2 separate regions of the Homo sapiens genome follow, and region 2 is linked to region 1. The links are chromatin loops, found by intact Hi-C in ENCODE. Cell type or tissue: PC-9. All regions are shown on one strand. Each heading gives the region's core, and the rest is flanking DNA. Links, peaks and the distances in the headings are about the cores only. Region 1 has its middle 45 kb from the start of PRR15. Region 2 overlaps CHN2 (chimerin 2).

Evidence for each region. Hi-C counts contacts between places; a loop is a spot of excess contacts. Peaks named below come from ENCODE experiments on the same cell type or tissue, not always from the same donor. Only the 100,000 strongest peaks of a DNase experiment are listed, where the experiment ranks them.
Region 2: a loop joins it to region 1, with 6 times the contacts of the local background. A loop is called at or near these places in 2 of 110 quality-filtered maps.

The regions. Positions count from the first base shown.
Region 1 is chr7:29,602,557-29,614,805 of GRCh38, forward strand. No RefSeq gene overlaps it. Among named protein-coding and RNA genes, the nearest start is that of PRR15, 45 kb to the left of the region's middle. In PC-9, for the core only: CTCF peaks have their summits at 7,412 (motif pointing left) and 7,611; DNase peaks (open chromatin) are centred at 3,845, 5,515, 6,825 and 7,285; H3K4me3 peaks cover 1,985 bases; H3K27ac peaks cover 5,645 bases.
Region 2 is chr7:29,482,631-29,494,879 of GRCh38, forward strand. The region is part of intron 7 of CHN2 (chimerin 2); the gene reads left to right. Among named protein-coding and RNA genes, the nearest start is that of PRR15-DT, 75 kb to the right of the region's middle. In PC-9, for the core only: no CTCF peak of the experiment used is centred there; a DNase peak (open chromatin) is centred at 6,561; H3K27ac peaks cover 997 bases.

The sequences.
Region 1 (12,249 bases), core at 2,776-10,775:
TATATTAATATGGCAATTGCAGTATTGTTTCTAATATAGAAAATTAGAAACAACCCAAATGTCCATTAATAGGGAACCTGATAAACTATGGTAAACTAATACAAAGGAATATTATGGAGTCTTTAGAAACAATTAGATAGAATATCCACATTCTAACATGGAAAGATGTCCAGAATATACTGATATATTATAAAGTTAAAAATTAAAAGGATAATACAGATACTTTGTACTGTACACATATACTCCATTTAATATGGGGGACTGATTAGTTCCTGGAAATGTGGCTCTGGCTGAGTAAGCTGCTTATACAAGTTGTTATAGCCCTGCCTTGAAGGAGCTGCAGTTTTTACATTCTACATGAGCAGTTGCTTTTTCCTGCTCCTTAAATTCCATGAAATCATGGCATGATTTCAGCTACAGCTTATATAATTATAGGTCCATCCTTCTAGGCTAACGTGTTGTTTATGATGCTCTTCATAATGTCAAAGAATTTCCACAATCACTAATTGTCTGTTAATCTCTATCTTCTGTTTCCCCTACCATTTACATTAAAGTACCTTGAATGTTCATAACATTTCCAACATCAGGCACGATTCTCATCTATTTCTTTGGGCCAGGTGCAGCACAATCACCCATAAACCCTTTGCTAGTCAATAGAAAGGTACACTTTCTGCCAGAATTTAAAAGTAATTAAAGAAAGAGAAGTCACAGGAATGTAAATTACATATCTTATGGAACAATTCTGATAGACCTATGGAGATTTCACTGGCTGAAAGCAGTTGCAGTAGGGAGCACAAACCCTCATTGGCCAAGAGTGAACAATTGAACCTGCTCTGTTGATCTCCTTGGCTGAGAGTGTAGAGCAGTACAGAGTTTGGGGGAAATATATCATGGTATACTGAAATGGATTTATATGTATTTAGGAATATATTTGAGAGGCAAATAGTGTCATTTTGAATCATTAAGGAAGATTAAATATGTTTCTAAAATCCCATTTTTGGAAAAAACTACTATAAAAATTCTTATAATAATGTCAATATATGCAAGGAAAACTATTTGGAGAAAATTATACCAATCAATTAATAATAGCTATATCTTGAATATGATAATATAATTTTGCTTTTTACATTTTATATTGATGCACTATTTGAATGCTTTTTGTTTGTTTGTTTTTGAGACAGGGTGTCTCTTTGTTGCCCAGGCTGGAGTACAGTGGCATAATCATAGCTCACTGCAGCCTGGAACTCCTGGGCTCAAGTGATCCTCCTGCTTCAGCCTCCCAAGTAGCTAGAACTACAGGTGTGTGCCGCCATGTTTCACTAAGTTAAAAAAAAAATTTGTAGAGACAGGATCTTGCTACATTACTCAAGCTGGTCTTGGACTCCTGGACCCAAGCAATCTTCCCACCTTGGCCTCCCAAAGCACTGGGATTACAGGCGTGAACCACCATGCAGGGCCCTATTTGAATGTTTTATAGTGAGCATGATTACTTCTGAAAGCATACAAAAAAAGAAATAATGATTTTTAAAACATTTTCATAAACAACTATACACAAATCATTGTGCCTGTTTCTGATGATTTCGCCGTGACAGACTCCTAAGAGTATGATTTTGTATGCAGAAATATGCAATCTTTAAGTCTCCTGATATATTGTGCTGTGTAGTTTTTCAGGATGTTGGCCAATTTATGCTTCCATAAGCAGTTATTCACTCATTTCTTTATTCATGAACCCAACAAATATTAGTTTGTTGTCTGATGTGCCTGCTACTCTGCCTAGAGCTGGAGTTACCATGGTAAGCAATCCAGACATGGTATCTGCCCTCATAGGGTATATACGTATTAATCAAATGGATGTGTAATTTTTAAAAACTGTGATAAATGCTATGAAGGAAAGTAAGAGGTGCTATGAGAGCCCACTGATGGAGTAGATGGAGAACAGGAGTGGAAAGCATCCCAAGGGCACTCCCGGGGTTGGAACACAAGGCACACACACACAGTGGCTTGGGGTGAGAGGCCGATCATATAAACACAGAAAACATGAAGGAGAAGGTATAGTGAAGTAGAAAGGTACAAAATGGTGTGTCTCAATAGAGACGGTGTCAAAAACATCATTTCAAATGGAATTAATGATTCAAAAAACTATGGATTAAATAATATTGCTAAAACTACTATAATTTTTAAATGTTAATTTTTATATTAAAAACAAAATATAGTTTATATAGAAAAACAACCATAAAGAATAAAGAAGTCTAAATAACAGAAAGCATAAAAAAGAAATAAAACTAATCATACTAATTGCAAGAATAAGTATAAATGGATTAAAGTCTGAGAGTTAAATAACAAAGACTTTTAAAATGCAATCACAGTTACTGCTTATAAGAGGCTTGAAACAAAATGAAACAGAAGAAAGCAAAGCAAAATTTTTTAGAGAACAAAGTTAACTACATGGAGGAGGTTATATTAATTCTAAACAAGATCTAATTCAAGTAAAAAAAATATGAAGTAGGGTCATATTAACATTATTAAATTATATTATATTATAGAAAAATATGCCCCTGTATCCAAGAATCTTTATCTATATATACTTTATCTGTATCTTTATACAGTACCAACATGTATAAAGCCAAATAGTTCATATGCATGAGAAATCAGAGGATGACTATTATGGAGGTTATTTCACTATATCACTTTCCATATCTGACAGTTTACTAGACAAATAAAAAAAGGTTATTGAGTATTTCAATAATCTAGTAGATGTATAGAATTTTCTATCCTATCAAAGTCCCTACCCTACAAAGAGAGAATATACTATTCATTCAACTATTTATGAGACATTACAAAAATTGTGGTAACAGTGAGACTTCTATGAGTCCATAAGAAAAATTCTTAAAATTTTCATAAAGCAGAAAGCATACAGTCTACATTCTCTAATACTAGAAAATTATAAATAAAGAAATAAATTTTAAATTTGAAAAGCTATTCTTGGAAATTGACAAAAATCTCTTACATAACAAGTGTCAAAAAGAAAGCAAAAATCACAATTAAGGATGGCAAAGAGAACTCTATATTCTGTTATTCCTACTTTTTGGTGGGGGTAGGGCTGTTTGAGTCATTGATTTCCCAACCAAAATGCTTGTAGGAATTTTTAAAAATTTATCCTTGTATTAGGGATTTCCAGAGAAACAGAATCAATAGCATGTATGTGTGTGTATAAATATGCAGGGATAAAGAGATTTATTTTAAAGAATTGGTTTACATGAGCATGGCAGCTGTTAAGTCCAAATTCTGCAGCGCGAACTGGCAGGCAGAAGGCCCAGAGAAGAGCTGTAGCTTAAATCCAAAAGCAGTCTGCTGACAAAATTCTCTCCTTTTAGCAGGAGGTCAATCTTTTTTCTTAAGGCCTTCAACTGACTGGATAAGGTACAGCCACATTATGGATGGTAATCTGCTTTACTCAGAGTCCCATCCAAAAAATACCTGCGTAGAAACACCTGTGATGTTTGACCAAAGATCCAGGTACTATGGCCCACCCAAGTTGACACATGAAATTAACCATATCAATTCTTATAATTCAAAACACTTGCCTGTATGTTCCTAGCTTTGGACTTCTTTTCAAAATAAGCCCTTCTTATCTGCATATGTGGAGAATTTTTCACATCAGAAGAGTGTTTTTATAATTATGTTGAATGCATTATTTAAAAAGAGATATTTGCAGAAGAAAAAGAAATTTGCTATAAAGCTCTGAAAAGAAGTCCACGCCTATAGCACACAGGGTGAGTCAGAGGGTGTGGTGAGAGAACAGAAACAGAAAACTGATAATCACTCAACAAGCCAAACAAAGCAAATGCCCTGGAATCTCCATTCTTCTTGCCCAGGGACAAAGGCTAATAAGGGATCTGGTGTTTCAAGGCTAGTATTTCATCCCCTGCACAGAAGAGGTCATGAGCCGAACTACGTGCACAGTGTGAGAACACAGCATTTGCACCAAGGCTGGCCTCTCCCTCCATCCACTGCCCTCTCTCTGGGTCAGGCCTGGGCTATGTCTGGCCTTCATCACTGCAGGAGCCTCGGAAATGTACTCTCTGACAAGTCATTGAGTGTAGCCAGGGAAGTGTCAGATTAATGCTGATATGTCAGGTCAAGTCAGGCAGCAATATTTCTCTGTGTCTTACAGGAAAAGTCCAAGCTCTTTAGCTGCACCCTAGATCTGCAGTAATCCAGACCTCGGCCTGGCCAGCTGGTTGACCATTTTCCTGTCCATGAGTCCTCATTCTATTCACTGGTCTGTCTATTCAGTGTACCCCAAGTGTGTGTTATACATTCATGCCTGAAACTCCCATCCCTTTTTTCTCCTCTTCTGCAGGTCTCTATGCCCTTCCCAAACCTTCAGACCTTCAGACCTAGCTTGGTGCTTTTCCTTGAGCATCCTAGCTCACATCCTAGTGAGACCGCTCCTGGGGCTGCCGCTGCTGGCACAGATGGGTGGGGCTCATAGCACATCCCTAAACCAGGCGCTGTGCTAGGTGTTTCCTTGTGGATTCTTTCATTTCTTATTACATCTACACAACAATCCTGTGTGGCAGGTGTTGATATCGTAGTGGCAAGTGGTAGAAACCCCAACTCAAACTGGATTCACACATGAAAAGGTGATTATTTCATTTAAATGAAAAGTCTAGGGAAAGACATGGCTCTAGTGATGCACTGGGAACTTTCTCCGTCTCTCAGCTCAGCTTCCACAGAGCAGCTCTTTTCTAGGTTTAGAGAGAGGCTGCAGAAGCTTCTAGCTCTCAACTCTATCACCTGGACAGCAGAAGGCAGCCTGACTCTTTCCCAGGCTTCTCAGCAAAGTCTCATTCTGTCTCCGTGGTTACAAACAGGTCATTTGGCCATCTCTGAGTCAATCATTGTGACCAGAGGAATAGGATTGGTGATTGGCTTTGCCCAGTTTCATGGGTCCTGCTCCCTCAAAGGACCCATGCTAACACAGGGGAAAGAAGTGGTTCTGACAAGAGAACTAGAATTGCTGGAAAACTACAAACCACACGTCATGTTGGTGTCCATGAAACATTTTGACAGTGAAAGAATTTCTGCGCACTAAAAATAAAATGGGTTCTGCTGTCTCGACAGCGTGGGGAATATCTTCAATAAGTTTGAAAGAGCGAGAACCAACTGGAGGTTGGCCACCAGCAAGTATTTTCTGGAGTTGTCTTCGGTTGGACCAGAAGATGAAACATGAACTCCGTTTCCAAATCAACTTATAAAGCATCATCTAAAGCCTTCTAAAATGAGATTATATTTTAATGTGGGAACTAGTGCAAAAATGGACTTAAAGTTTGGTCATTTTCTTCAAAGAATTACCTGACTGGTAATCTGTGTGAGATCTTTTCAATTCGTCCCAGGCTACTGTGATATGGTGGTATCAGAGTTCCTGCTGAGTAACTTTTCTTCGAGAGGTTGGCTACTTAGCATAGGGCAATTGTAAAGCAAACTTGCATGCCTCGGGCTTTGCTGGTGACTGTGACTATGAGCTGGCAGTTGTTTCTTTTCTTGTGTGTGCTTCAGCTTCCAACTCACTCAGCACTTTTTGTAGGTCTTGAGTCAGTCTTTATCACACTAAACAATTTCTCATCTTGGCTTTGCAAATTGCTCTTCAAAACTAATAGTAAATTAACCTCTGCAAGAAAGCACATGAACTAATTCACATGTCCGTGGGCCAGGCTCCACCTGAATTATTGCAGAAATGCAAAAGAAGTTTTTTATATCATAATTGTATCACTAATAGCATGGTGTCAGGCCCTGGACTAAGCTCTTTATGTGATCTCACCTCTTTTATACAGGTGCTCTCTGAGGTACGTACCTAACTTGGCTCCACCTAACAGATGAAGGAACTGAAGTTAGGAGAGATTGTCAGTTACCCAAGGCCACAAGGTTAATATTCAGACCCAGACTGTCTAGCTTCTGGCTCCTTAACAAACATTCTAAAACAATGAGTTATCAGGCTTTTGAGACAATGAATACACACGAAAACAACAACATCAATAGAAAGGGGAGAATAATGGGGAACGAAAGGAGCACTTTGATTATTCACGCACTGGTACAGTGAGGCGTATTTTCCCCCAATCTCAGGAGAATACAGTACTTCATGCTTTTAGACTGAGTTAATGGCAGATATTTAGTTAGGTGGTTGCAAGGGTATCATATTCTCAAAGTGGCGAGTTCTCGGAAGGTTGACTTCTTTTCAGTTTTTGCCCTCTGTGGCCCATGCAGTGAATGCCTAACCTCTCCTCTCCACCCCAGTACTGAGGAGGTGAAATCTGCAGGTGTTGGCTTAAAAGGCAGGAATGTTTATTTCGTACCTTAAGTGGCCACAGCCTCTTCTTCCTGTACCTACCTGCAGCCCCGAGTTCAGACCACCAAGTGGATGGGGTGTGGGTAAAGACAGCCAGGAAGCTTGTCACAGCTGGGTCTGTTTTTTATATTTATAGGAAACAAGGTGGCTTCAGAAAGGACCCTGACGGTCTGGGAGACCCTCTTGCTCGGTTCAGGGCAGGCTTCCTCCCCTAGAATCCTAACAGGCAGTCCTATCCTTGGTCTGTATCTTCCCAGAGACAGACAGCTCACTATCTTGAAGAATTAACCTTGAGCCTAAAAAGTTCTCATGTCCCATGAATCGCTTCTGCCTCAGCATTTTCAGAGTGAAGAACAATAAGGACGGGTACCTTCCCTCATACTCCAGACCTTTTAGTGACCCTAGGCTGTGTTCTCAGTCATCCGACCTCCGCAACGCAGGGAGGAGACGGTATCTTGGATAGTTGAAAGGCAACTGGGTGTGGTTTGTTTATCTCTGGCATTCACAAGCTGGGCAGCTGGTGCCTTCACCTGCTCTGTGGACACAGCCCTCAAAGCCTCTTGGTTTGCAAAGGAAAGGCAGTCTCTCTTTCAGTGTTTTTGTTTGTTTGCTCCTTAGCATGAGAAATTAAAATAAAGCCCTCCTTTTTTAGTTGAATATTAACCCACTTCCCCTTTCCTTTTCCCCATCATGCTTTTATTCTGTCCTTCTCTGACCATCACTCAGTCTCTCTCTTCGGAGGGATCCTTCCTTTTTTGCTTGTCTTTCACTCTCCTTGTCTCTTTCCTCTTCTTTGTACCTGTCTCTTTCCACGGACTACATTCCGTATTACTTATCCTGCAGGTCTAGATGGAATGTGTGCCTTGTTCCTAGAGTAATGGCAGTGCCAATTATTCATCCCAAAATGACTGGGCTTAAGCCAATTGGAGTGGAATCCACAGATTGAGTCACCAACACTTAGGCAAGCGTTGAGGAGACGGAATGGTGGTAAATTCCAGGATGCTTTTAGGCGGCAAAGGAAGGAGTCCCCAAATTAGTGCCACCTAGCGGTTTGCTAGAGTAAGGTCTGCAGCCCAGGTCATCGAACGCACAGAGGAAGGTAATGTTTGGTTTTGTAAATATATTCTTCTTCCATGGCATGGCAGTCCCTGTGCCCTGCAAAGTGTTTTGTCATGATCTTGTTGAATCCTCACATATTGTAATCTCCCTGGAGTGAGGCACCGAGGGATGAAATAATGAGTGGGACTGGGATTCTAACCCTTGCTCCAAAGCTATTAATAGTACTCTTTCCACAACACACACGAAGGAAACTAGAAAGCTACAGAGATGCAGTTTGTACAATTTGGACACCAGAATTTAGCAGGAGTAATACTTTCTCATGATTTTGAGTAGATGCCAAGATGTTCAGAAATGATGTAAGAGAAAGGTTTCATAAATTTAAAGTTGGACAGTAGTGCATGTTTTAGATAGATGGACTTCTATTTCCACAGTTAAAATTGACAGAATGTATAAGATCCACATCTGTTTATAATAAATACAGTATCTCCCTAATACTTCATTTTTTAAGTGGAAAGAGTGTTGACATTTCTGGTCCCAGAATTGTGTTCAGCTCTTTTTTTTTTTTTTTTGGAGAGGCGGAGTCTCACTCTATTGCCCAGGCTGGAGTGCGGTGGCATGATGTTGGCTCACTGCAACCTCTGCCTCCCAGATTCAAGCAATTCTCCTGCCTCAGCCTCCTGAGTAGCTGGGATTACAGATGCCCGCCACCATGCCCAGCTAATTTTTTGTATTTTTAGTAGAGACAGGGTTCTGCCATCTTGGTCAGGCTGGTCTTGAACTCCTGACCTCAGGTGATCCACCTGCCTTGGCCTTCCAAAGGGCTGGGATTACAGGTATGAGCCACCGCACCCAGCTGTGTTCAGCTCTTTTTTCCATCAACAGTGAAAAGAAAATACCACCTCCACCATTGTGGTTTTTGAGATTATTGAAGTCAATTAAATGTCAACATTTACCAAAAAATAACCAAAAAAAGATAGGCTGCTTTAGATGAAATAGCATTGAAGTTTATTAAACTTAGACAACAGAAGACTCTTGTGTAAATCCACATAAACAAAACCAGAAGTTCCCTCAGAAGACCCTCACCCGGATGTACAGGTGGAGTCTAGTGGTCTTTGAACTAAATGTGAGAATCACTGGGCCAGAGGCCTGGCCTGAGTGTAAGAAAGAGGTTAAGAATGGATTCTGTGAACTTCCAGGTTGCCATGAAGGTCTCTCAAAGGCTTTTGCCTCAGGGCCCGTCTCTCTGTGGCCCTGAGGAGAAGTAGCCTTCTGCGCAGCTGCCAACCAGGCCCTGGGAGGCACAGAAAGGGTTCTTTCTCACATCTAGCCTCACAGGGGCCCTGCTAGACCCCACAGGACATATTTATGGCTGTCCTCTTTCCTGCTATGAGGGGAAGAGAAGTCTTCCTCATTGTGCTTGTGTTGATAGCCTAGCACCCTGGACCCAGCACTTGGCTTTACTTGGAAAGAAAATTTATCTGTTGGTCGTGTGAAAAATTCCTCTAGATGGACTTCACTGGGGCTCTGGTTTTCTGGGACTCCCTACCTGAGTGAAGAGAGAGGTCACTTCTCTTCTACCAAAGTAGAAAACACTTTGATATGTAATGAAATGGAGGTTACTGGGTAACTTCCTCTTTCTAAATCTCAGTGAAATTCAGTCCTGGTTTATTAATAATCCCATAATGCTTCACTTCAGATTAACTGACACTTGAAATGATGCTCTCTAATTTCTCACTAGGGTATGAGAGACAGAGAAGTTGAGAGAAAAAGATTAATAGAGAGAGACAAACAGACAATGACAGAGAGAAAACCCAAAGACAGTAATTCAACTGACTCATGAGTTCAGCTGAGTTATTATTTTTAATGTTTTTTGCAGGAACAAACATCAAGAAAATGTTTTGCAACTCCTTCAATCTTCCAGGCAACGATTGCTAAGTGTCCATGTTGAAAATTCATTGAGATGGGTTCATCCACCTGGTCACCTGGTGCATCAGCAGCTGATTAATAAATCCTTGAGCAACTCTTTGGTAAACCCTCCATGTAAGGAAAAGGTAAGAGAGAGAAAGAAAGAGAAAGGGAAGAGGGAATAGAGAAAGGAGAGATGGGGAAAATGTGGAGGGAGAGAAGTGAGAGAGTCGTAGGTTGGAGGAAGAAAGAGAAGGGGAAATGCAGAGAAAAAGGAAGATAAGAGAAAGTGAGGAAGGGAAAAAAGACAGAAAGAGATGCTGAGAGAGAAGACAAAATGAAAAGAAACAAAGAGAACAAAGAAGCCCATGGTATCCATCTTTCCAGCTGTCTCCCTAAGCAAACTTGCTTGCAGCAGCCCCTGGCAAGGCCCCGGTGCCCTAGTTGCATGATAATGAAGTCAGAGTGGCCGGGAGTCTCTGTGCTCTGGAGGGCTGGGCTGTCTCTGATTTCACAGCCTGGCTGGCCAAGCCCAGCCACTGGGGGCCACTGGGAGCAGACATGTTGCCTGGCATCTGCTGCATGGCCTTCTCTTATTCTCTCTGGGTCTGACACGCCCTCATGGGCTGCAGGATGGACAGTTCATGGGAAGGCAGTGAGAAATCCCACAGGAAAGTAGGAGTGGGTCTTGGGTTTCCAGCTAAACTGTCAATGTCATGAGAACCTCGGTAGGAGTGTTGGATGTCTAGCCCTTGGGAGGACAGCAAAGAGGGGGGAATACAATTGAGAGGCTGACCAAAGAGAAGCTTCTGGGCTTTGCTGTCTCTGTTTTCTCCCAGTGAATAAGAACTCTTTTCCCCTTTAATTTGCTTTGCCAAAATTGAGGACAGATGCTGCTCCATGGTGATTCATGTGGAAACAAGAACTTTTCTCTTCTTTCTTCCCACGCTGCCCCCTGGCCACCACAATTTACAAGAAAGATTGGCTCAAGCCTTTTAAAAGTTTAATAGAAATCCAAAGTTGACTGTGAATCAGAGAAAACAAAAGACATTAAAAAGGAGAGAGGTTAAAGAAGAGAGAGAGAGAGATTTTTTTAAAGGGTCAGGAGACACAGAATATTTACATTTCAGGTACCAGCTTTAGCCACACAGCCAATAATGTGAAAACAGAGAAGAGCCAATTGTTTTTCACCTCTTTCTCTTTTGTGCACTAAATCTCAAGCAACTATCTCATCAGAATCCTAACATTTCCAAGCTGAAAAGATCCTCAGAGATCATGTATTCATTTTAAGCTTCTCATTTTCAGGATACAAAACATGAGGCCAGGGAGTTAAATCCCTTGTCCCAGGCTGAGCAGCTTTTCCATAATATTGGCAGCTGAGCGGGACACACCTTGAGTTGCACAGACCCAGGCAGCTGAATGGGTCAGTGGAGCAATGACAATGGGGTTGAATTCCCGCAGAGACCACTTTCTGCATTTGGATACAAAGGGAAGAAGGGAGGGTATAGCCTATTCTCATGAGCTTTTCTCTTAGTAGCAGAACATTGTGGGAATCTGCCTGTACTTTTTTAGTTCCGCCATATTATTTTACCCAGCACTGTTATCAGGTGCTAATGGAGGTACAGAAAGAAAGAGAGGTATTTGGTGGTCTATAGATCCCTCTGTGGCCATGGAGACACTAGCACCACTTTCTCCACCATTGATCTCGAGGAAGTTGTCTATTATTTCTGGCCTCAGTTTCCTCATCTGTAAATTGAACTCTGGAATTCCTATTTGGGCAGTATTTCTGTAAGTTGACATTAATCCAGGGCATAGCATTATAATTGTCACATAAATATTAAGCATTTAATCTTGGTGCCAGTTACTTTTCTTAGACAATGTTGTAAGACCTGTTTTTGTTTCCTGGGCAATAAATGCCTGTTGAATGAAGAAATGAATGAATTTTTAAATTCCTAATGCTGAGTCATTCCAAATTGTTCTCCAGTGTTCGCTTTTAGTGACCTTGAATATAACTAGCATTCTTTCTGCTTTTAGTGTTTTCTCACAAATAAGTTTGGCAGATGACAAAAATTCTTTTTTTTTTTTTTTCTGCAGCTTCTCACTGTTGATCTGGCTGGAGTGCAGTGGCGCGATCTTGGCTCACTGCAAACTCTGCCTCCCGGGTTCAAGTGATTCTCCTGCCTCAGTCTCCTAAGTAGCTGGGATTACAGGCACCGTGCCTGACTCATTTTTTTTTTTTTTTTTTTGTAGAGATGGGGTTCACCATGTTGGCCAGGCTCATCTCGAACTCCTGACCTCAAGTGATCCACCCAACTCAGCCTCTCAAAGTGCTGGGACTACAGGCGTGAGCCACCATGCCCGGCCAACAAAAATTCTTATAAAATGAGAATTGGGTAAAGGTCAGTCAGCCTTCACTGGCTCCTATCTCCCTGGGAGTAAAAGCCAAAGTCATGACAATGCCTACAAGGCCACACAGGATCCACATGGCTATCACTCTGACCCCACTGCCTGCTGCTCTTCCCCTCCACTATCCCTAATCAAGTCACTCTCCTACTTGCTCTACCTTGGACAGCCCAGGCAGGCCTCCACCCCAGGGCCTTTGCACTTGCTGTTCCCCCAGCCGGGACTTCTAGTCCTCCATGTGATCTTCTCCCTCACTTTTGCATCTCAGCAGTTCCTCTCAGGAACATCAGATTTAAAATGGTTCCTCCTTACCCACTGCCCCAGCACTCTGTTTGCAGCTGCAGTTCTCAGCTCCACCTGCTATACCATGTAATTGACTTATTATCTTGTTGATTGTCTGTCTTCCTTCTCCTAGAATGTAAGTTCCATGGAGGCAGATAATTTTGTCCATTTTGTCATGGCCATTTCCCCAGTACCCAGCACAGTACTTAGCAGACAGTAGATGCTCAATGTGTTTGTTAAATTAGCAAATC
Region 2 (12,249 bases), core at 2,891-10,890, 120 kb before region 1:
ACTTCTAATGGGCTTTATTCAGAAGCCTTCTTGATTTGTAATTCGGGTTAATATTTGAGGCTACTATGTGCATAGCATATAGTAAGCAGTCAATAAAAAGAACAAATAATCACATTTTCATGCTCATCAGATAATAGGCTTTGCTAGGTGCTGTCTGCACTTTTTTCTTTTTTTTTTTTTTTTTTTTTTTTTTTTTTTTTTTTTTTTTTGAGACGGAGTCTCGCTGTGTCTCCCAGGTTGGAGTGCAGTGGCGCGATCTCGGCTCACTGCAAGCTCCGCCTCCCGGGTTCATGCCATTCTCCTGCCTCAGCCTCCCAAGTAGCTGGGACTACAGGCGCCCGCCAACACACCCGGCTAATTTTTTGTATTTTTAGTAGAAACGGGGTTTCACCGTGTTAGCCAAGATGGTCTCGATCTCCTGACCTCGTGATCCGCCCGTCTCGGCCTCCCAAAGTGCTAGGATTACAGGCGTGAGCCACCGCGCCCGGCCTGCACTTTTTTCTAGAGGCCTCCTACCTGACATTCAAATTTGCCAGTAGAGTTTCTCTTCTTACCCCATAACAAGATTGTTTGCCCCAGTCAGAACTATTACCCCAGGTAAAAAGCCCTTTCCTTTGCTCTGCCCAGGAACTTTGTCAAGAGGAATGAATAGAAACCCCCAACATTCCCTAAGTTGGGACCTTGCGCTCTATTCTCTCAGAAAGCTCACAGTCACTGCCTTTGCTTCTCAAACAAAGCTTGTCTAAGCAAAGTAAAATTCGGCTCTGAGAACAAAAGCTTTGGGAACCAAAGGACAGTTGGCACCTCATCGCATGCAATAATTGTATACTTTTCAACACTGTGTGCTGATGCAATCTTTGCTTATTTAAAGCCTGGATTTCCTAGGGTTACTTGTACCTACTAGGCACTGAGACGTATTTGTTGGAGGAATGGTGAAATTAACAGACTCCTCTCTAAAATGAAAACTGTTTGTCAAGAGAAAAACCACTCGGTTATTTAGCTCATTTTATAACTGCATCTCTGTTTATCTAGTTGATTTAAGGAGGCACTCTGCTGTAACTGGAACAGCTCTCTTTTGAATGGTCCACCCTAATAATACCTTATGGCTGAGCTCTGAAAATCTTCAGGCCAGCCAACCCCAGAGGCCCGGCAGTCGGCTTGCTCGGCTTCCTGCCCACACTTAGCACAGTGCTGAGGTAGCTTTAGCCCGCATAGTACTCCTGGCCACACCATGTTCTTCCAAAGAGCTCAGCTCTCTCTGCCTCAGTTCCCTCATCTATAAAATGGGAGTGTTGGGAGGTTTAAAGAATACATGCGAGTCACTTATCGTGGTCTCTGGCACCCAGTAAGTATTCATTTGATGTTAGCATCTATTATTATCTTTTTGTGCCTCTCACTTGTATTTTTGTATCTAGCTTTTTCAGTCTTTTATTTTCTACCCTCTCTTCTTCATGGCTTTTTTTCTTTTGTCTCTTTTCTACCATCTCTTTCTTCTTCTCTCATTAATTATATGTAAGAGAAAATGAAATAAAGCCTGATGGTTATTTCCTTGAATGTATTCCATCCTGTAGCCAATACTGGTTTATACCCCTCGTTTGTTTAAAAAGTAAATGGATGACTTAGATGATTTAGATTTAGATTTCACACATTTTTCTCCTAGCTTTTAAAAAGTACTTTCTATTAAAGCTGTCATAACAAATGACCACAAACTTGGTGGCTTAAAACAACACAGATTTATTTGCTGGTGGTTTTGAAGGCTGGGAAGTCTGAAATCAAGGTATGGGCAGGGTTGGGTCCTTCTGGAGGCTCTGAAAGAGAAACTGCCCTGCAGCTCTCTCCTAGCTTCTTGTGGTTGCGGCAGTCCTTGGCGTTCTTTGTCTTGTAGACACACCACTCCAATCTCTGCCTCCATCTTCATATAGCCTTCTCTGTATGTCTCTGTATATCTGTCATCTTCTTATAAGGTTGCCAGCCATGGGATTTAGGGCCCATACTAATCCAGTATGATGTCGTCTTAATTATATCTTCAAAGACCCTATTTCCAAATAAGGTCATATGCACAGTGACCCAGGGTTAGGAGTGAAGCACACCTTTCGGGGGATATACGATGCAACCCGTTATAGGAACTGTAATTGACATTTTCAGGAACCCTCAATAGGAAGGATCTCTAGCCTCACCCTAAAGGATGCATTGTCAGTAATGTTAAAGTTTACAGTTTCATTAAAGATTTTTATGTCCATGAAAAAAGGTCTTTAGATGTAATCTAATTGCTCCTAAGTGTCAACCCCTTGGTCCAGGCATAACTGCTGATTTCCATGGCTATTGATTTTAACATCTGTAAAGAAAAGTTTTCATGGATTTTTCTTATCAGTGCTTCATTGCTCTGATAGAAAGTGGTGAAACTTAGTTATTCTTTGTCTCTTATCTTTACCAAGCATTTCTTCATTAAAAGAGGCACCAAAAAAACTTTAAAATAGCTGGTGAGCTTCCATTTTTAGTAGCAAGTTGAAAGTGTCTATTTGCTGTAGCTGGTTCATATTCAGAGTATGTGTTATACTTTATAATCAAATTTATGATGTAGCTATTAGTTCACACTAATATGTGTGATTGATTATGCAGGACTGGGCAGGTAATGTGTGAGACCTAGTATAAAATGAAAATATGAGGTTCTTGTTAAAAAAAAAAATTGAGACTTTCAAAACTATGACAGCAGCACATTAAACCATGCTAAGGACAGGGCTCTGTGCAACAGCGCAGGTCACATGCGCCCTGAAGCTGACCCTGTGGTGATGTATAAAAAAACAGGAGTAAAAGACAAGCTTCTGTGAGCATTCAAAGAGGAGGGGGCTCCCTAGTGCTGGAGATCCTGTGTAAGAGACAGTGTGGTTGTTCTCTCAGCCTTAACCAAGAATCCTCGTGGGTAGGTGGAAAGTTGGCTGAAGCCCAAGTAGATAAATAGATCAAGGATGGTTATACAGGGGAAAGAAAGAGCACCCGGGCTATGCAAACAACAGGAGTGAGAACTTGGAGTCAGAAATGTGCCAGGAGCGAATAAGGTGCAGGGGAGAGACCTCGGGGACAGAAAGGAGTCCATCACATTTAAATCATCAGTTGGGGTGGGCCAGATGGTGGAAAGATGATGATTCCTGGGCCCTGGAGCCATCAGAGTCTCCTGAGCAGGCCCTTCCCCCACTCAGCCTGCTGCTTCTGTTCCCAGCCTCTCCAGTCTGCATGGGGATCTGCATCACTCTTTCCTGCCAAATTCTCTCCCACCCCCATGCACTTCCAGGATACCCTTCCTTCTTCCCGATATGGAATATGGATGGAGAGCAGAGGCCCAGAAAGTTCTAACCCCCCTCACTGTGTGTTCCCCACTCCCTTTCCACCCCCCTTCCACCTCCTGCCCAGCCTGTACCAGCTTCCCTTTTCTCCCTAGCGCTGATCACCAGCTGACATCGTACATATTTATGTGTGTGTTTGCCTGCCTTCCCCTTACCAGAGGGAAACTCCCGATGGGAGGGGGTGGGGAGAGAGGGTTCGTGGAGTGGGGATTTTTGTCTGTTTTATTGACTGCAGAAACCCCAGTGTCTAGAACAAGTCCTGGCCCACAAGCTGTTCATTCACGTTGGCAGAAAGCAGGGGACCGTATCTCCCTACAGTTGAGCTTTCGGAGCCCTCTCCTCACTCCCTGCCCTGCAGTTTGCCCTCTTGTGCGGCTTGTGTGTTGTATGCACCTGTGTTCATTGTACTAGAGTCCTTCCACGGAGTGGGCCCTTGCCAGGGTCATCAGATGGCGCAGGAGAGATGGAGGCCCTATCAGGATGTGTCGGGCCAGCTCTCAATCCCCATTTGCCAGGGATGGTGACTGTGCAGTGCTACCCCGTGTCTGATCCATGGGAGCGGGCGGGTAAGGGGGAGGAGGGATCTGTCCCAGTTCACTACAGCTGTCCTGTGTGGCGCCTTTCAAAAGCATCCCATCAGGACGTAGGGGAAATGGTTGCCCTACTTACTCTTATATGTCCCCCACTCTGCTGACAGACTGAGGATGCACCAGGAGCACCCCGTTCCCATGGCACACCCCATCGCGTGTGCTCTTGTAGCATGCTCCTTCTCAACATGCAACCCCCACCCCGTGCTATCCTGGAGGCCAGGACTAGAAGTTCAAGAAGCTAAGAATATGTCCCCACGCTCCCACTAAAACACCTGTCCAGGACGTGGCAGCACCACCACCTCCCAGTTTGGATTTGAGGCTCCTTGATGATTTCTAGGCCTTTCATTCATTTTTGCATTCTTCTCAGTCTAGTGGTCATTTGCTTTGGAAGAAGACTTTTTGCTTCCCGCATGCAAGCCCCTCTCTCTTCCTCTTCCCCCTTGACCTCATAAAAGTGTGTCAGCCCTTCGTGTCATTCCCAGCATTTTGTCTGCCTTGCCTTCTTATCAAGCTCCCAGGTGTCTATCACCCTTTTCTGTCCATCTGATGCTACTTCTGTGCCTGGAGAACAGGGATGGCTGGATATTGCACCTGCAAATTGACACAGGCAGAAATTGGCTTCAGAATGGTTGGGGGCTTGTTTTGTTTTTTTTTTGTTTGTTTGTTTTGTTTTGTTTTTTAAGTTAATAATCAGAAAAGGCTGTTTTGCCAGAAACAAGTCTGGAAAGAAAATTCAAAACAAAGGCAAAACTCATCACCTTAAATATAAAATGAGGGACTCAAAGTGAGACTGGAATAAACAGGTTTGGAAATATATGGCTTTATTAAAAAAATGTTGTTTCTGCTCCCAGAGTGCTATGAAGAGGAGTTGTTTTTGTCTACCTCCTAATTCAGCCTGCTCCACATTATAATGATTACAAAGTCCTTGTTTTCAAGTAATATAACCCCTGGAAACTATCTTAAGCTAAATAGACTATTATACAGGATGGTCTCATAAAGCCTCCAGGGAATACTCAGAACTCAGGGACGGGTGGAAACAGGAACTGGGAGTATACCTGGAGCCAGTTTCTCCCTCTCTTCCTCCTTCCCTCCCTCCTTTCTTCTTTTTCTCCTTCTAACTCCCTCCCTCTTTCTCTCCCCCTCCCTCCTTCCTTTCCCTCCCTACTTTCATTATCTCTTCCTTCCTCTGTCTCTCCTTCTCCCTCTCCTTCCTCCAGAGGCATCCAGTAGAGGCCAGGTGTGCTACTAAACGTCCAGGACAGGCCACCACAACAAAGAGTTGTGCAGCCCTAAATGCCAGTAGTGCTGAGACTGAGAAACCTCACTACTGGCAATGGGGAGCCACTCGAGGTTTTTGAGCAGGGAAGTGTCAAAAGGATGTGGGTGTCGATGTGCTCATAAACCTGATCAAAGTTAAGTAGCATGAGGACATCTTACTTTATGCAGTGGGGAGACTCCCAGAAAGCTTTGAGACAATCAATATTTTAGAAATGCAATCCTATCTTAAACTAGGGCAGCTGCTAATGAGAAGTCCAGGGATCTGTGGTGCCCGGTTTGAGAAACTCAGCTCTCCTGCCCCATCTCCTTGGCCAGCCTTTCAGAGGGAACTCAGAGTGTCTGTCATAGATTGATTCACCTCTGCTGTGTTTTCGTACATCTGAAAAGGGTCACTTCAAGGTTAGGACTTCATCTGGTCTTGCAAAAGGGGAGAGTTCAAAGTTTAACCTAATTTTTCATATGAGATGAATGTCACATGGTTGTGGGAAATACAGTAAATTATAGGAAAAGTCCTTGGCAGAGATCTGGAAGCCTTGACTGTGCTGCTGACCTGGGTGACGCAGGATAGGCTGCCTGCCCTCCAGCCTCTCAGTTAACCCTGGGCAAACACTAGACTAGACCTCCAGAACCCAGCCACATGTAGCTGGAAGGGACTTTAGCTCTCTCTTCTGTGAACATAAAGTAGCTAAACAAACAAACAAACAAACAAACTGCCTCTGACCCGAAGATTCCTTTTCAAAGCAAAAGAATAAAATTCTGATTTTTAATATGAATAATAAAATGACAAATTGAGGCAATAAGGTTTCCATCTATACCACTGCTTCTCAATAAAGGAAACTTCACCCCCCCACCTCCCCCTGACCCCTGGGGGACATTTGTCAATGCCTACAGATATTTGTGATTTGTCCCAGCTGGGAGTGCTACTGGCATTTAGTGGGTGGAGGCCAGCGATGCTGCCAAACATCCCACAATGTACGAGGCAGACCCCCACAACAAAGAATTTTCCAGCCCAAAATGTTAATCAGTAGTGCCGAGGCTAAGAAATCATGATGTATACTGGTAAGAAAAAGCAAAAATTCTCAACTGCAGCATGTCATAAACGGTACTTTTCCTTCTTACAGTTTCGATCCCAGGCTGAGCTGATATTAATACATCTGGGTGGTGTCTACATTGACCCATCAAAACATATCTGGTATAAAACCACCAGAGAATACTGCCTTCCAGATTCAGCAGCTATGAGACAAATAACATCCTGTTCATTTAGAAAGAGCTGTGTTGAGAGATACTTGCTAAATGCCTGAGATCTTTCTGGATGACTCTTCTTGCTCTTGTTTTTGCAAAGTAGCCATTCCTGGGCCATTTGTCAAACATACCTTATCTCGTGTAATATCATCTTTTTTGTTTGGTGTGGTTTTTGAATTCCAGGCAGACCGTGCCTAGTGTAATAGTCTTGGACAGACATTCTTCCTGTCTGGAGTATTTTCTTCCTGTCTAGAATATTTTAGTTACTGCCCTCAAGTTTTCAAACTGTTCTTTCTCTAAAAAGATATTCTTGCAAATCAGTGAACTTCAGAAAATGGAAAAAGCCGACCAGTGAATTTTAAGATACGGTATATTTCAATGAAAGAGTAGACATAATAAGTAGAAGCCAAATAAAATGGGCTCAGAGCATGCCCTCAGCATTTACACGTAGCCTTCTGTCTAGAGATTGTCCTTGTGGATCCAAAAGAAAATTGAACAATATATCGGTCGTGAAAATAAACAATGGCCCATCACCAAAAAGGAAAGTAGGCAATGGGCCTAAAATAATGTTTCACTTTACATCCTTGCTCTATTCTCATTTTGTTTTATTTTTTGGGGACTGTGTGGGGACACTGGGTGCTACTTGCTCTTCGAGACGTCTATGCATTTATTTGGCTGGACAGAACAGATCAAAGGCAGTAGGGATACTTGTTGGGAAAGGATGTTGGTAAATATGGACAGTGATAATAAGCATTAAAATGCAATCCTGATGTGCTCAATTATTTTTAAAAATATTGGCAAAAAAAGTGAAATTTTAGAAAATCTGTGATTAGCCTATCCTGTTTTTCCTGAAACAATAGGCCAGTTTATATTTTGTCAATATGCATTCTGTCCACGTGTAGTAAACATGTAGCCACTCACTTAATTTCTAAATATTGCATTTTCATTTTTACCCCAAGATATAGGGATATTTAAGATGAGGTTATTTCATCCACTCAAGATGTTTCAGAGACCAACGTGATGTCATTCCTTTTTTTTTTTTTTTTGAAACACCATTTGCCAGAAAAGAATGCCTTTCAAAACCTAAGCCCACCTTCATTGGCCTTTGGTTATGCTGTTTTCTCTTCTGTAAATGTCTTCCTCAAGTCATCTGCTCTCCAGTCAACACCATCACTTCCCCACCTGCTCAATCTTTCCCAGGCTGGTGAATTCCTATCCATCCTTCAAAGCCCAGTTCAATATCCCCTTCCGCAGACTTCTAGGAAGAATTTATTATTCTCTCCATTATACTACCATAGGATCTCCTACGTGTTCTGCTGTATCACCTGACACATAATTGCCTGTTTATTCTTGTAGATAATGAGATCCTTGAGTGCAGGCAGTTCTTATTCCTCTGATCTATTTCAACTTTGTATATCCAAGGACTAGTACAGGGCCAAGTTCAAAGCAGGCAATCAGCATGTAAATATCAAACAAACGAGTGAATAATGAGTTGCTGGAAAGGTGGAAATAAGATGAAAATAGGATATAATTCATCTGTCTGACATCCTTCCCCCATTAATTTGTAATGCCACTTCTGAGATATACCAAGTATCCATATATGTGTGATTTGGTTTCTTGTCTTTCCAGTGTATACTACTGGTACCAAATGTACTGTACCAAACATACTGGGCTTTGGCTCTCTATTTGAAATGTTATTATATTATATTCAGAATATGGTATGTATGGTATCAGTTTTTTGTATATGTTGAAGCTTAATTTGTGGTCAATTGATACGAATATTCCAAGTGGTTTTGAAAAGTGTGTGTGTTCTTTGAATGGCTGGATATGAGATCCCTTTCGTATTCATAGATCAACTTTAGCTATTTGATCTACTAGTTTCTGTGAAAGATGTCAAAATCATTATGATTGTGGATTTGTCAATTTATCTTTGTAAGTCTTTCAATTTCGCTTTATATTTTTGAGACCATATTGTCATATAAAAGCTCAAAATTATATACTTCTGGTAAAAATAAATCTCTATTATCTCTATCACTAATAATGCAAATATATATATTTGCTCTATTTTGGGTTTCTATTGGCTAGTTTGCTGGGTATGGCTTTCTTTCTTACATTTCTCTCATGTTATGTTTTAGTTGTGTTTCTTGAAAGGATTTTTAAAATGTTATCTAAAAATCTTTTTTTGTGATGAATTAGAGCCACTTATTCTGATTAGAGTTGTATAAGGATTTTTTCTACAATCACTGTACTTTTCTATTGCATCTTTTTTCTCCTTCCCTGCTTTTTATTGGTTTAATTAAACCTATATTTCTTTTTCCCTTATGTATTTGTGTGTGTGTGAGAGAGAGAGACAATCTCAGTCTGTTGTCCAGGTTGGAGCACAGTGGCGCCATCATAGCTCATTTTAGCCCTGGACACCTGGGCTCAAGCCATCCTCCCATGTCAGTCTCCTGAGTAGCTAGGACTACAGGCATGTGCTACTATGCCCAGCTAAATTTCAAACTCTTTTTAGAGATGGAGTCTCACTATGTTGCCCAGGCTGGTCTCTACCTGGCCTCAAGTGATCCTCCTACCTTGACCTCCCAAAGCACTGGGATTACAGGCATGAGCTACCACACCCAGCCATATATTCTTTTTGATTAATGGATTTCATCCCACCCTTTTTTAAATTATCAAAAATTTAATACATGCATAATTGACTTCAAATATTCTTCAGTTAATTAGTAGCTCTTCTTACATTTCCCAAATTAAGAGAACTTTAGACTTCTTCATCCCCTTCAAACTTCCATGTCATTTTTTTACCCCATGTTTAAGTCCCCTACAGTTAGTCATCTTGTTATTGTTGTATGCAAATAGGGCATGATTAGATTGACCCACACTTACCAGTTTTCTTGCTCACCACTGCTTCTGGAAATCCTTCCTCCTAGATTCAATTTGCTTCTCACTGAAGTATATCCTTTAGTATTTCTTCAAGTGATCATCTGTGATTGGAAACTCTTGACATTTGTCTGAAAATATCTTTATTTCACCCTTACTCTTAGATGATAATTAGCTGGGTGTAAAAGTTAGGTTGGCAGTATTTTTGTCAGAGCACTTTGATGAAATTATTCAATAATCTATTCATGTCTTCCTGCTGAAGAAAACTCTATTTTTACCTATTTCTCCCCTTTCAAAGATAACCTGTTTTGGTTTTTGTTGTTGTTGTTGTTTTAGGATTTTGCTTTGTCTTTTGGTATTCTGCAATTTCAGTATAATGGCATAGATACAGATTATTTTTATTTATCTGATTTGAGTTTCATTTAGCTTTTTTTTAATCTGAATATTTTGTGTCTCACTACGAATTCTGGAAAGATCTCAACTGTTCTTCTCCTTAAATATATATTGCTTCCACAGATACCCTAAACTCCATCATTTCTCAACTTCTGAGGATCATCACTCCTTTGCTTATCTTTTCTCTCTTCTGCATTTCCAGTCTCTTACCTATTGTATCAAGTTCATCAACAAGTCAACTTGCCTTGGTGTTTCCCATCTTTTAAAAAAGTCCTTCCTTGACTCCACATCTCCCTTGAGCTATCCTCTGTCTCTGTTGAACATCATAGCCAGCCTTCCTGATAGAGGAGGTACCCACATATTTCTCTACTTCCTTACCTTCTTCAGTTCAGTTGAGTCTTACTTCTACCCTCAGCCATCCAAAGAGATTGCTGTTGCTAAGGTTGCTAATGACTTCCATGTATCTGAGTCAATATTTAGTACTTATTTCATTGAACCTCTTATCAGCATTCAACATAATTGACCATTCATTCCCTAAAACATTCTTCACCTCTTGGCTTCTGGAACACTTTGTTGGTTTTCTCTAAATGTTTGAACACTGAGTGCTCAGGGATGAGCTCTCTTTTGTTTTCTGCTCCCTACCTTTAATATAATCATGTGCTATATAACAATATTTAGGTCAAGAATGAACCACATATATCATGGTGAACCCATAAGATTATAATGGAGCTTCCCTATGTAAGTGTACCATTTTTTATCCTTTATACTGTATTTTTACTGTACCTTTTCTATGTTTAGATATGTTCAGGTACATAAATACTTACTGTTATGTTACAGTTGCCTACAGTATTTAGTAAAGTGACATGCTGTAGAGGTCTGTAGCCTAGGAGCAATAGGCTATACCATATACCCTAGATGTGTAGTAGGCCCTACCATCTAGGTTTGTGCAAGTACGCTCTATGATGATCCCCCTCAATGATGAAATCACCCAAGGATGCTTTTCTCAGAATGTAGCTCCATCATTAAGTGATGCATGACCATACTTTTTGTTCATTCACACAATTTTAAATATCATCTATTCATCATAGATGGTGAAATTTATACCTCTGGTCTTTGCTCCTCCTCTGACCTCTCAAACTATGAGTTCCTGCTTGACACTAACACTTGGATATCATAGCAGCATTTAACCCTAACCCATCTAAAATGGAATTCTTCACTTTCTCCCCAGAAGAGTGTCTTTCCCATCTCAGCAAATGGTATCATCATTTACCTAGTTCCTAAGCTAGAATCTCAGAGTCATTCTTGACTCCTGTCTCCCTCAAAGGCCCACACTTCTACTGTCAGGTCCTATAAATTCTGTCTTCAAAATATACCTCAAATTCTTCCACTTTCCATCTCCACTGCCAGCATCCAGGTGTTAGGCTCTGTCATTGTTCAACTAGACTACAACATAGTTTTCATATCTATTCCACTATTAACACCCTCTCATTCATTTTCAACACAGTTGTCAGAATAATCTTTTAAAAAAATCTATGTGAAGTCCTCCAAGAACTTCCTACTGTACTTAGATTGAAACAAAATCCACACTCATGAATAAAGCCTTTAAGGCCCTGTGTAACTTTTCCTATCCTACCTTCAGCTTCACTCCAATTCCTCTCCCCGCAACTTTTGGTGTTCTGGCCACCCTGGCCATCTAGTTCCTTCACCACACCAAGTTCTTTTGCTCCCGCAAGGCCTCCATATATTCCTTCTGCTGGGAATGATCTCTGTCCCTTTCTCTTTCCCTGTGGAAGAGAACTGGCTCTTCTTTTACATCTGGTCACCTTCCAAAAGAGGCTTTCCTGACCATTCTGGTTAAGGTTGGGCCCCACTTGGTCTCTCTAGTAGCAGCCTCATCTTTTTTTCTTCTGTAGCCCTTTTTATACTTTTTTTTTTCTGGAGTTGCATTTTACATATTATTTTATTATATTTAATTGATCTTCACAGCAGATTAACAATTGACTTTGCTGCCATAATTAAGAGCATTTCTAGTAAAATATTAAGAAATGTATGATTGCTGAATTTAGAAAATGTCCAACTTTAGATAGGATACTTTACTGAGGAACTCTTTTAGTACTGCATTCAATCTTGGTAGGCCTCTAAGTGAATTATGACATTTGGCCCTGTAAGTCCTTCTGGGATGAATTCTCTGCATTCCTGTTAAAAAATGCTTTGTCATTTCTTAGGGTCATTCCCTAGAAAAATGTTGAGAAATTTTTGGCATCATTTTCAAAGCAGGAACTATATAATAGGCAGTTTGCATATGATAAACTGAAATACCAGAAAGACTACTATAACTTCGCTTTATTACAGAGTTATAAGTTGCTCTTTTTTATTTATTAACTAGCTTATCATCTTTCTCTGCTTTTACTCATTGGTTTCCTTAGAAGAGATCCAGATCCATTTTGTTTGCCTCTTTATGTACACCCAATTACTAACATGTATGAATAAAGAACTCAAACTGAGGCTCTTTTTTTCTTAAGCAGAAC